3 separate regions of the Homo sapiens genome follow, and all the other regions are linked to region 3. Evidence: chromatin contacts called from ENCODE Hi-C or POLR2A ChIA-PET data. All regions are on one chromosome and are shown on one strand. Each heading gives the region's core, a stretch centred on a gene start or an enhancer-like site at or near the end of the contact. The rest is flanking DNA. Distances are from core to core; before and after follow the strand shown. Region 1 overlaps OSBPL3 (oxysterol binding protein like 3). Region 2 holds the start of TAX1BP1-AS1 (TAX1BP1 antisense RNA 1). Region 3 holds the start of KBTBD2 (kelch repeat and BTB domain containing 2).

What was found. A loop is a pair of places that touch in the nucleus more often than their neighbours do. ChIA-PET counts read pairs that join two places held with the same protein, here RNA polymerase II (POLR2A). Pooled maps may share reads with other maps.
Region 1: a loop to region 3 is called in a pooled map, with 5 times the contacts of the local background. The contact joins the enhancer-like site here to the promoter of KBTBD2 in region 3. A Hi-C loop is called at or near these places in 4 of 50 pooled maps. POLR2A ChIA-PET finds 5 or more read pairs at or near these places in 2 of 52 experiments (BJ and RWPE1).
Region 2: a map of naive thymus-derived CD4-positive, alpha-beta T cell shows a loop between it and region 3 (15-fold over the local background). The contact joins the promoter of TAX1BP1-AS1 here to the promoter of KBTBD2 in region 3. A Hi-C loop is called at or near these places in 1 of 168 maps with a recorded cell type or tissue (naive thymus-derived CD4-positive, alpha-beta T cell), 1 of 37 single-sample maps with no recorded cell type and 6 of 50 pooled maps.

Annotation. Positions count from the first base shown.
Region 1 is chr7:24,818,814-24,822,730 of GRCh38, forward strand. OSBPL3 (oxysterol binding protein like 3) reads right to left here. Exons shown (of 23, transcript NM_015550.4): 17 at 1,362-1,425. Among named protein-coding and RNA genes, the nearest start is that of GSDME, 63 kb to the left of the region's middle. Within about 2 kb of position 2,263, at least 31 of the 41 ENCODE cell types and tissues checked have a DNase peak (open chromatin) inside an H3K27ac peak, as active enhancers do.
Region 2 is chr7:27,739,070-27,743,044 of GRCh38, forward strand. It overlaps TAX1BP1-AS1 (TAX1BP1 antisense RNA 1), which reads right to left and starts at 1,606. Exons shown (of 2, transcript NR_187572.1): 1 at 947-1,606. It overlaps TAX1BP1 (Tax1 binding protein 1), which reads left to right and starts at 1,093. Exons shown (of 17, transcript NM_006024.7): 1 at 1,093-1,200. RefSeq lists enhancers at 1,028-1,890, 1,107-1,376, 1,891-2,754 and a silencer at 1,544-1,776.
Region 3 is chr7:32,889,663-32,893,847 of GRCh38, forward strand. It overlaps KBTBD2 (kelch repeat and BTB domain containing 2), which reads right to left and starts at 2,098. Exons shown (of 4, transcript NM_015483.3): 1 at 1,874-2,098. RefSeq lists a silencer at 1,458-2,407 and enhancers at 2,179-2,882, 2,588-2,647.

The DNA of each region.
Region 1 (3,917 bases), core at 1,013-3,512, 8.1 Mb before region 3:
TCCTAGGCCCATGGAAATAGGTAGATTGCTCAGGAAAAGGCTGATGGGGAAGTATGGCCTAGGAGAAGGATGCTAAGGCTGAGAAGGGAAGGATGTAACACAGGAGCACACAAAACTACTTTGAGAAGACCCCTCGCATTAAAAAAAAATCCAACTTTTGGCTGGGCGCAGTGGCTCATGCCTGTAATCCCAGCATTTTGGGAGGCCGAGGCAGGCGGATCACAAGGTCAAGAGATCAAGACCATCCTGGCCAACATGGTGAAACCCCATCTCTACTAAAAATACAAAAATTAGCTGGGCATAGTGGCGCATGCCTGTAGTCCCAGCTACTCGGGAGGCTGAGACAGGAGAATCACTTGAACACGGGAGACGGAGGTTGCAGTGAGCCGAGATCGCACCACTGCACTCCAGCCTAGCAACAGACTGAGACTCCATTTCAAAAAAAAAAAAAAAAAATCCAACTTTTGAAAAAACAAAGAAGAGGTGCTTATAGCATGAGTGAGATTTACCAATTAGGAGGCTAGGAACCTTATGAGAATATTTCCAGAGGGTTTTGGTGAGAGAGCAGTTTTAATTTTAAACTTTAATAGCAAAGGTGAAGAAAGAAAACCATGGTACTTGTCACTTTAAACTGGAAATACTGATTGCCTCCAAAGAGAGAAACTGAGTGGCTGGGGAAGGGGGTTACAGTATACTGTTTCGTACTTTTAAAGTTTAATAGACTGCGTGTGTGTGTGTGCCTGTGTGTGTAAAGGTAACGTGTGATATCACTAGTAGCAGAGAAAAATATTTTTAAAATGTATATGTGCTCACTGTCCAAAAACCTAGGATGCTTATATGTTCCTTCTACAGTACACTTTTTTTTAATAAATTGAGAGATTAACAAAATTAATCCATCTAGGAAATATCTATAGCCTTATTTATTCTTTAGAAGATTTACCCACCCAACCCCAACTCAAAATATAAACTGAACAAAATTTTAGGAACAATCATCTCAAAAATGAAAAGAAGTAAGCAATGTAAAACACGACTTCAGAAATAAAATTTAAGTTTGACAAAAGCTGAAAACCCCTCTGCTGTCTACACTCTGATAAACAACTGTAAATATTTAATGTCTCTTGAAATATGTGAGGCATTTCAAATGATTTTTACATAAGATAAAGTTACAGAAATAAATGGAGGTGGCTCAGATAAACTAAGTGAGAGATGAGAGGCAAGAACAGGTGGCGCAGATCCTTCCAACCAGGCCCAAATCCAAGGACCACTTTTGATCTCAGTAAGAATTGACAGCAATTCTTGGATAAAATAAATAGATAACATATTACACAATATGATGGAAGTAAAATGTATTAGCACATTACCTTGCCAGAAAACAAAATTTCTAGACTCAGCATGACACGCAGAGATAGGCGGATGGTGGCTGACCTGATGGAAACAAAGGACAGAAAAACAAAAAATGAATGAACTTTTGTGTCTCATGAAATCCATTCTTTCTCCCCTGCACTGAGATGTAACAGCGTGCAATGCTGAACTGAAGGAAAAACTTCTTTAGTTTCCCTCATCAAGTGTGTCCTCAAGAGGGCGCTCCTGATACAGTCAGCTCCCACTTGCTCAGATTGGTCAAGGCTGAGGGGAAGGCCCTTGAACGGAAGCCTCCAGAAGCCTCCGTGGGAGGGCGGCCAGGTGGCGAGTGATGAGGATAGAGGCGCATTTTGAAAGACATAAAAATAAAAACGGAGACATGTGAGGACTGCTCATCCATAACATATAATCTGACATTGGCTACCAATGTCAACATCTCTTATTAGCTGTTCTGAAAGTAGCTGCAGATGTTTTAATTAAGATATCAAATAACAAGTATTTTAAATGCAACCCAAAATGTTCTTCCTCGGGCTCAGCCAATTTAACTCTTGAAAACTCTGCATCATAAAGTCCAGCCTCTTTTCAAATCACCTACAAGAAGACCAATGCAAGGTAATTTTTTTAAAAAAGAGTGTTTCTATTAAAAAAAAAAAAGGTAAACACAATTGTTGAGGAAATGTTAGTCAACTGTTAAGAAATTTTATTTATTTTTGGTCTAATAAAACTATCTTAAGCAAATAAGTAATCTCATTCCAGAAAAGAGAATCCCCTGGAGCAGAGAGTGCCCTTTGGCAAGGGGTCATTACTCATTTTATTCAGCAGTGAAGAGGCTGAAGAGAAAATGGCTCCTCCCTCTATTTCCTCATCTCAGTCACACTCAGGGAACGTTGAGAGGTGTATATGCTGTCATTCTAATTCAGCACTGGTGAAACCACAGTAATGCTGCCAAGGGTGTTTCCAGAAAGTTCTCTGATGTAGCTGATTCTTAACAGAGGTGTCTTACATTGAGAGTATCTAGCTCAAAGCCTGCACCTTATAAACGAAGAGACTGAAACCAGAAAGATAAAGTAACATTTCCCAAGCCACACCAATAGTCAGGGAAGAGGTAGCGGTAAGTCCCAGCAGTTTTGGTTTACCTCACTGGTTTTCAAACTTTGCAAAAAGAAGAAAAAAAATGTTTTAAGCAGCTGTACAGTTTTCAGACCCGTCTTATCAAGAACCCAGAATACTGAGCCCTTGCTTGAGATAAACAGGTGGGGAGGAAGGGAGGGCAGTGGGTGACAAATCCACAGCTGTTCACCTTCCTTGGGACCCTCAGCTGAGGAACATGGTTTGAAAACTACTTCTGTATGCCAGGCCTCCAGCAGGAGGACTGCACGGCTGGGAGGATGTGGTCACACACGCCACACCCAGATGTGACTCATGGGATTACAGCCGTACCAGTGTGGGCCAAAGAAAGGTAGAGACAAAGACGTAAATCATGTAGGCATCTTTCAGATTCCTCAATAAACACCAACGCCAGCTGCAATACAAAGCAGGAGACTCAAATCTGCTGCTCTTTGGTTTGTCTTAGTTCCCATGTGCCTCCTAAGAACGTGAGCCCTTCTGTGCCTGTGGGATTTTCAAGGGCAACTTTCACTTCAAGCACTGACTTAGAAACCTAATCCCATAATGTAACTCTCTGATTTCCTTTGATGTTGTCTTTTTTCTTTTTTTGAGACAGGGTCTCCCTCTGCCACCCAGGCTGGAGTGCAGTGGCACAATCACAGCCCACTACAGCCTTGACCTCCAGGGCTCAAGTGATCCTCCTGTCTCAGCCTCTCAAGTTGCTGGGACTAAAGGTGTGTGCCACCACGCCCGGCTAATTTTTTCACTTTTTGTAGGGATGGGGTCATGCTATGTTGCCCAGACTGGTCCGGAACTCCTGGCCTCAAGTGATCTTCCCACCTCAGCCTCCCAAAGTGCTGGGATTACAGGTGTGAGCCACCATATCCAGTTATCTTTTTTAAAAAAATCCTACCACTTGGAGATACCTTATATTAAAAAATGCTACATTCTTCTCCTTTTCTTCACTAGCTGTCTTTCGATGAAAACAACGGAGCTAGCTTTGAAACCATGGGATCATATAAAACAAAATCAAGGTGCAGTGGCATAGCCCTGTAATTCCAGCTACTTGGGAGGCTGAGGCAGAAGGATCCCTTGAGCCCAGGATCCAGGAGTTCAAGACCAGCCTGGGCAACATAGTGAGACACTATCTATAATAATAATAACCATTAATCAGCTCAAGACAATCCCCACTCCCCACTTCTCCACCCCAGCTGGCATGACCCACTATGAAATGGAAGGAAAGCTATGAAATGTTCCTCTCCCCCATAATGTAAACATATTTTAAAGTGGATTATTATGAAGTAGATTATATTCATCCCACAAAAACAATGTAGCAATGTGGGAGAGGAGCACTATAGCTTTGATGAAGAATTTGGCATCTTTACAGGTATGGCCGAATGTAAACACAGTATATAAAAACCATACGCCTCTTCTGTAATAATTTTAAA
Region 2 (3,975 bases), core at 356-2,855, 5.2 Mb before region 3:
CATCCATAAAATAAGGAGACTGGGACTAAATGGCCTATTAAGGTTCTTCTGAAATTCTATGATCAAGTATAATACCCAGCACAAGACCAAGTTCAAAAATGTCAATACACAGGAAACAAATCAGTCTGTAAATATTGAGAACCTATGTTATCAAAGCTAATGTCTTCTGAAATAACTGGAAGTAAAGATGAAAGTATATGAAAGATAATTTTGAATGTTCTGTATTTAGAATGTGCTTCAACATTTAATGCGATCTAATTTACATATCCTTTCTGGTGCTATTGCAAGGTTTGTCAGGGTTTTACGGCAACAGAAGACTATGATGAATTCGAATGGGACACATTTGCTTCTGTGGAGTTACGATTCAAACTGAATGTCCAATATAGGAAGGCAACATATACAACAAGCAAAAGTGATTTTAGAAATAACAGAACGCGGGAGAAAATTCACACACGGAAAATGATACGGATAACAAAAGCAGGTAACTCACAGAAATGCGGCTAGAAAAGAGGCCTCTGCTGGAGCGAGAGCAAATAGAATCAGAGGGCATTAGAACTGAAAAGCTCCTAGGAGCTTTCAGTGAACAAAACTTCATAGCCAAAAAAGCACACGACTGGGCCAGGAGTTCAGAGACAGTCTTGGTGCTCAGGGGTTTGCAGCCCTAGCCGTGTGGTCACTCCCTTGCTTCTCTGGCTATTTCCTTATCTATAAAATGAGTGGGCTAGTTTAGGCCGACTGAGACGCAGACAGGGATACGGTACTGTCCATGGACCTCTGAGCTGCCCTTTCCACATCGCTGGTGAGTTACTTAAACCTCCTGTGTGTTTCCCCCTTTCGTATGTCAAAATAATAACATAAAATCAGAATGTAAATCCAGACGCATTGTTTTGCTGCGATTAAGTTGAACGAAAATAGCAAGGACGAAGTAAGGAGAGAGCCAGCCTACCCGCGGGATGAGGCGTCCCGCGGCGGAGTGGGCTGGGGGCGTGTCGTCGCGGAGGGGAGCGGCGAACCAGGCAGGAGGCGGAAGAGACCGCCCCGTGGGCGGAAGTGACGCAAGGCCTACTGTCGGCTGGGAGGGGAGGTGTAGCCGGTCTTTGGGGGTAGGCGGTAGTGGCGGAAGAGGTTCGGCGGCTGATGGCGGATCAGGATCGGAAGCCTGCGTAACTTTCTCCCTTGATCCGGGAGTCTTTCCACTGGGTAAGGCGCCTCCCCGGTCCACCCCAGCGCCTTGTGCGGGGCGGCCTCCAGCTGCATCTCTTTTAGGGCTCGTGCTACACCCTTCAGCCCCTGTACTGTAGGGGCCTGGCCGGTCTCGGGAGAGGTCTCTGTGGTGACGAGGCTTTCCTTCCCGAAGACAAACCTTCCTTTCCAGACTGCGATTGTGACGGGGGTGTGGGCGACTCGGATCAGCTGTGGAGTTTTGGAATGGCAACGGGTGGCCGCCCCACGCGGTGGGAGGCCCGTGGGACAGGCCTTCGCGATTTGGGGGAGGCGTGTGGGACGGGGGCCCTTTGGCTGGGGACGAGTGACGCTGGCGACCCCCGAAGGAAAAGCTTCTGGTGTCCAAGGCTAAACTCTGGGGTGACTGTTTTGAGGGCAGTGTGGGTTTTACCGGCGCAGTAAGCTGAGAAAACACGTAGGTCGCGTCCGAGAAGGACGCTGGGGTTTGCCTTTGCGGAGAGAAACCCAGCTGTTTTGGTTTGAGTCGCCGGTGGCGAAGGGGGCGGAGACTCCCTGCGCCGCCTACTTTTGAGGGCCGCGGGCGGAGTTGGCGGTTCTGGCTGATGGCCTGCTTCACCTGGAATCCATTCCCCACCCCGCCCCGTTCGCAAGGTGTGGACTAGTCCCGACCGACTTGCACTCCTGGCTTAGGGAATCTGTGGCTAGAGTTTAGCGTGCGCGCGCGCGCGTACACCTTATTAGTAAAAAATTGAGCTTAGCGTGCGTCTGTGTGGGTGTGTGTACACACCTTATTGGTAAAAGTTTTGTTAGAAAACACTGGCATTTGACTTTAGACATACACAGTGTTAGATTTCCGGTTTCACACAGTGGTTATGAATTGCTATTATGTTAGGCTTTAGATGGGAAAATAAATCTTGATTTTTCAGCTGTCTGCATTCTGCTAATGTTAAAATTTCTACGAGCTGTGCACGAACAATTAATAGTTACAAGTTTGGTGCTCAATTCCTAAAGGATTTAAAGAGATCATTTGAATAGAAACTAAAAGTGGGTCGATCGTCCTCAAAGTGCTTTTCGGGTTTAGGGAAGGAGCTTAGGACAGCCTTTCTCTTTCGTTCTGTTCCTTTCAAGGGTAAACTTGAAGGATTGTTTGATGATGCCGACTTCTAATAAGGTTTTATTTATTTTTCAAACTGATTGTTCAACTTCAAAGAACATTGTAGTTTTTGTTTTCTAGTCATCACGTTCTTTTTTTTTTTTTTTCCTTGAGATGGAGTCTTGCTCTGTCTCCCAGGCTGGAGTGCAGTGGCGCGATCGCGGCTCATTGCAACCTCCGCCTCCCAGGTTCAAGCGATTCTCCTGCCTCAGCCTCCTGAGTACCTGGGATTACAGGCGCGCACCACCACACTGAAGGGGTGGGTTGCCCCTCCACACCTGTGGGTGTTTCTCGTTAGGTGGAATGAGAGACTTGGAAAAGAAAAAGACACAAAGTACAGAGAAAGAAATAAGGGGATCCGGGGAACCAGCGTTCAGCATATGGAGGATCCCGCCAGCCTCTGAGTTCCCTTAGTATTTATTGATCATTTGTGGGTGTTTCTCCGAGAGGGGGCTATGTCAGGGTCACAAGACAATAGTGGGGAGAGGGTCAGCAGACAAACACGTGAACAAAGGTCTTTGCATCATAGACAAGGTAAAGAATCAAGTGCTGTGCTTTTAGATATGCATACACATAAACATCTCAATGCTTTACAAAGCAGTATTGCTGCCCACATGTCCCACCTCCAGCCCTAAGGCGGTTTTTCCCTATCTCAGTAGATGGAACGTACAATCGGGTTTTATACTGAGACATTCCATGCCCAGGGACGGGCAGGAGACAGATGCCTTCCTCTTGTCTCAACTGCAAGAGGCATGCCTTCCTCTTATACTAATCCTCCTCAGCACAGACCCTTTACGGATGTCGGGCTGGGGGATGGTCAGGTCTTTCCCTTCCCACGAGGCCATATTTCAGACTATCACATGGGGAGAAACCTTGGACAATACCTGGCTTTCCTAGGCAGAGGTCCCTGCAGGCTTCCACAGTTTTTGTGTCCCTGGGTACTTGAGATTAGGGAGTGGTGATGACTCTTAAGGAGCATGCTGCCTTCAAGCATCTGTTTAACAGAGCACATCTTGCACAACCCTTAATCCGTTTAACCGTGAGTTTGACACAGCACATGTTTCAGAGAGCACGGGGTTGGTGGTAAGGTCATAGATTAACAGAATCTCAAGGCAGAATAATTTTTCTTAGTACAGAACAAAATGGAGTCTCCTATGTCTACTTCTTTCTACACAGACACAGTAACAGTCTGATCTCTCTTGCTTTTCCCCACACATACCCGGCAAATTTTTGTATTTTTAGTAGAGACGAGGTTTCTCCATGTTGGTCAGGCTAGTGTCGAACTCCTGACCTCTTGATCCGCCTGCCTCGGCCTTCCAAAGTGCTGGGATTACAGGTGTGAGCCACCGCACCCAGCCCATCACGTTCTTAAATTGTAGACCGCTGTTTATAGTTCTCACTGCAGCCATGTTTGTAGAATTAACCAGCAAATACCTTTTCCATAACAAAAGTAAAATTTTGGAATTCAAAGTTTCAACCTTTTTAATAATGTTAAAATAATCATGAAAGATCCTAATGATGCTCCTTGTATACTTCTTTTGGGGACTTTGTTGTATTCTTTTGGAATGGATATGTTAAATCTGGGCTTTATGCATTTCTGTCTTTTTAAAGCTTATTTTGTCCCAAATAAACCTTTA
Region 3 (4,185 bases), core at 848-3,347:
TATTCAAACTCTACAAAACTGAAAAGATTAAGCTAACAAAGGACTTTGAAATTTTCACTCATATTTTATGACACCAGGATCAATCCTTTTTCCTGGCCTTACTTGTCTTAGGAATGTGGGCAAAGAGAAGAGGGGAAGGGGGACTCTTTTCTAAATGTGTAACATTTTTGGAAAAACCAATGTTATCATTTGGCTTTTAAGACTGCATTCAAGTTTCTAGGAATTCACCTTGCACATTCAATGTTCAATGTTTAGGAATGAAAAGCTCAACATTTCTACCAACCAGAAGAAAATCTATGGAGGAGCATGGACATATGTACTGATACCTCTATTCCTTCCCATCTCCTTACATGCCCTGTGAATAACATAAGTTAACATTTTATAATGCTTCTTATGAGAGCAAAAAGGGGAGTAGAGTTACAGCACTCATAAAGTCTTCCTACAAAACTGTGCAAAGAAAACACCACTATGTGGAAACGTGTGGACTACAGAGCATGCTCAACAGAAAGGCCACAGCACTCCCGAGTTACTGACAGAAAACAACCTCTTGAGGATTCCAGGCCCCAACCTAAAAGGGCTTCAATAAGCACTAAGCCAACAGAAGATCAAAGTGAAGAAGTAAGCTTAACATTAGTTATCAGCCAGATGGAAAGAATAGCAAAATTCCACATCATCGAGATTAGAAAACAACCGACTGGCTTTTCAATTTACTTTAGATCAGAAAAAAAAGTCGGGGAAAAAAGTCCTTATCAAAGGTTAACCAAACTAAGTCATTCACAATTACAAGAGATCTAAGACCCATACTACTCAAATTCGGCAAAAATGTACAACTCAGAGGGAAGAGGGGGAAGATCCCTGTTAATTAGTTGCCTCGATAAAAGAAAATATCATTTTGGTCAGTGCACAGCGTTGATAGGGTTTCGTTTCTCAATGCCTAAATGCTGTGAGCCCGACGTACAGATTCAAGTATAAACAACACGTGACCAGTCCTGTTGCCTACGTCTTCATAAGGCTAATTGACACAGAAGATAGTTCACACACACACCCTTTTAAAGTTCATTTTGTATTTTGAATTCTTTTCCTATTTTCACTGGAAGGGGTCACCGTGGTAGCCCGTGGGATGGACGCTCCTCTACCTTTTGAGGCAGGTAGAGTTCTTAGATAGCTAAGCCCAAGGGAAAAAAAGATGTTAACTCAAAATAACCGCCCCACACCAAACTAAGCGATTTTTCTATTCCCCGGTTGTTCAATCCGTAGGGAGAAGGAGGTGGTCGAATTCAAGGAAGTTAAAGATTTCACAAAGTAAACACGTACACAATTTTCCGTTTCAAAGGGCAGTTTCTGCTTTCTTTTTTAAGTCGATATAGACCATAACAGGAGCTCTGTTCGTCTAGACCTCTCTTGGTTAGTTCAGATGTACGCGGGGGGAATACAGAAGGAAGGGGGTGTCCTCCTTCGGCCCACCATGTCGCGAACACGTCGCGAGTCTTTAAGGGAAACAGCTTTACTTCGGTAAGGGCGGGCGCGAGCCGAGGCCAAGGCGCCGCCCGGGAGCCCCGCGGGCGCCGAGGCGCCCGGTGCCGGGGCCGGAAACGCCCAGCTAGCGGCGTACCGGGCCGCCCCTTCCCCGCGGACCTGCCCGGAGCTCCGCCGCCCTGGGGCCGCCGCGGGGTGCGGAGGGCGGCGCCGGCCGCCCGCGCCCCTCCCCCGCCCGCGGCGGAAGCGTCTCGGGTTTGAAAGATGCCGCGGCCGCCGCCTCCCACCCGCCGAGCCACAAAGGGCCGAGCCCCCTCCCGCCACAGCCCTCCTCCCCGGCCCCTCCACAGGTCGCCGCGGGCTCCCAGCCTGCCCGGCGCTACTGTCGCCTGCTCACCCGCGTCCCTCGGTCCGGAGGTGTGGGATCCGCTCCAGCCGGTGGCCCCGTCCACACTGGGCCCCTCCGGCGCGGCGGCGGGGGCGTGGCCCTCCCGCCGCGGCCTCGCCTGGGGTCTCGCCTCCGCCTCCGGCCGAGGAAGGCTGGCGCCGCCGCCTCTTCCTTCCGGTTTCCCCTCGCACCCTCCCTCGCTTGGTCCGTCCAGCGCGGAAAGCAGCGTCCTCTGCGGGCGCCGCCGCACGCTCCTCAGGGCCCGACCACCGCCAGACTCCTCCCCCGGGAGCCGCGCCGCCCGCCCGCCCGCGCCGCCTTGTCAGTCCGGGGCCGCGAGACGCCGGGCCCGCCGCCCCCGCCGCCCCCGCCCCCGCCCCCGCCGCGCGCTCTCGCCCCCGCCCGCGGCCCGGGAACGCGCGCGCAATGGACCGCTGGCCAGCCTGCCGCGCCCGCCCTCGCCACGCCGCCCTCCCGCCTCGCGCGCGCGCGCGCCTGTCGGCACCAGCGGCAGTTTTGCAGTTTCCCGGGTCCTCGCGACCGTCCCCCGCCCCTCCCTTACTCTAGCTGCCCCCGCCCTTTTCCTCTGCCGGATGCCACCGGAAAGCCAAAACAATTGGGGCCGCGCAGGCGCGAAAGAGGAAACGGAAAGAGCAGGAAGGGCGGGGGCGGCGCGAGGTGACGGGAAGCGTAATTGAAGGGGGTTCCCGGGAAAGGTCATGGGAGAGCCCTTGAGGGGCGCGTGCGCGGCAGAGGGGCACTCCGAGTAGCCGCGGCGGCCGAGGCCTTGGGCCTAGACGGGCGGATGGAGAGGCCCGACAAGTTCATTGCTAGGAAATCTAGAGAGCAAAACACCAATTGTTATGCTGAAGGAGGTGTTTTATCCCTTGGAATTTCCCCTGAAATACAGATTTTTGCAGGCTGGCTCGGAAAGTGGGAATGAGTAGGACTAAACAATACCAGACCGGGGGCAGGAGAAAGTTGAGGAGGCGTTGGGCGGGTCGCTTTGTTGCCGCAGCACCTCTTCTCCAAACCATGCCCTCCTCTCTCCAGAGCCGCTTCGGCTTTTCCCAAGGCCAAGGAAGAAGTCAGAGCAGCACCCAAAAGGGCCCGCAGTTGGGGGAGGTTAGGGGAAAAGGGAGAGAGAGACATCTGGGTGCGGACGGCAGCTCCAGCGTCTGAAGCCTTCCGTTGTGTGCTGCAATGCGGCGGCTGCACGCCCCCAACCCCCCGAGTTCCAAAAGAGCGCCTTCAGCGTTGCTTCGCAAAGCGAAGCGTTTGTAGCAGCAGCTAATGGCTGTGGCCCGTACTGTTTTAGTTAACTTGGCACAGCTTGCTGGCAGGCAGGCTGTAAATTTGCTAGGAGCTATTCGTGGATCAAAAAATTGTCAGAAATGCCCACACAGACTCCACCTACCTTCCTAACTTACAGTCTTGGCACAAGCCCAATCTAGAGAATATAGATGACTAATTATAATCTGAAAGGCCATACAGTACATTACTGAAGGGAGCCTCTTCCTGTAAACTAGGCTAGATCAACTGAATGCACACCAAGATGCGTGTTATCAGGAACTACTGATAAAGGATTGTTTTACTGTAGAATCTGGAAACTACATTCAACAAATCTTCATTGAGTTTCCAGCATGCTACCACTGTACTTAGTCTAATTAAGTAGTTAAGTGGTATGATATCAAACAAGCTATACAAAAGATTAAAGTCATTTAACACACACTTGAGCACCTACTTTGTGCCAGATTGGGTATGAGAGATGCGGTCTAAACATGCAGACAACAACAACAAATGATACCTGCGGCAAGGAGTTCGTGATTCATCCTGTGGGCAACAAAAAGCCACTTAAGATTTTTAAGCAGGAGAATATCTTGATAAGATTTTAGAGAAAAAATTCTAAAGCATGATAGATAGCAGACTGGAAGCAGGGATACTAGTTAGGACGCTGTTAATGCAGTCCAGACATGAGTTGGAGAGAAAGTCCAAACTAACAGTGTCAGTGAGAATGGAGAAGCAGAGATACATTTGAAAACTAGCCAGCTATGATAAATAAGACTTGATTACCTAGAGGATGAGGGGAAATAAGAAATCAAGGATAACTGAGTTTTTTAGTTAGGGTGATTAGATGGTGTTATCAGTGACTATAAGAGGAGTAATGAATTGTGAGGATGAAAGAGAGGACTAAAGTTGTCCTTTTAATGGCTGTACAGTTAGGAATGCATTTGGGCCCACATTTTTTTCGAAAAGATTCCATTATAATAGCTTAAACAAGACCTCAAATCTACAGGTAGGCAGTTACCTTTGTTGGTTCA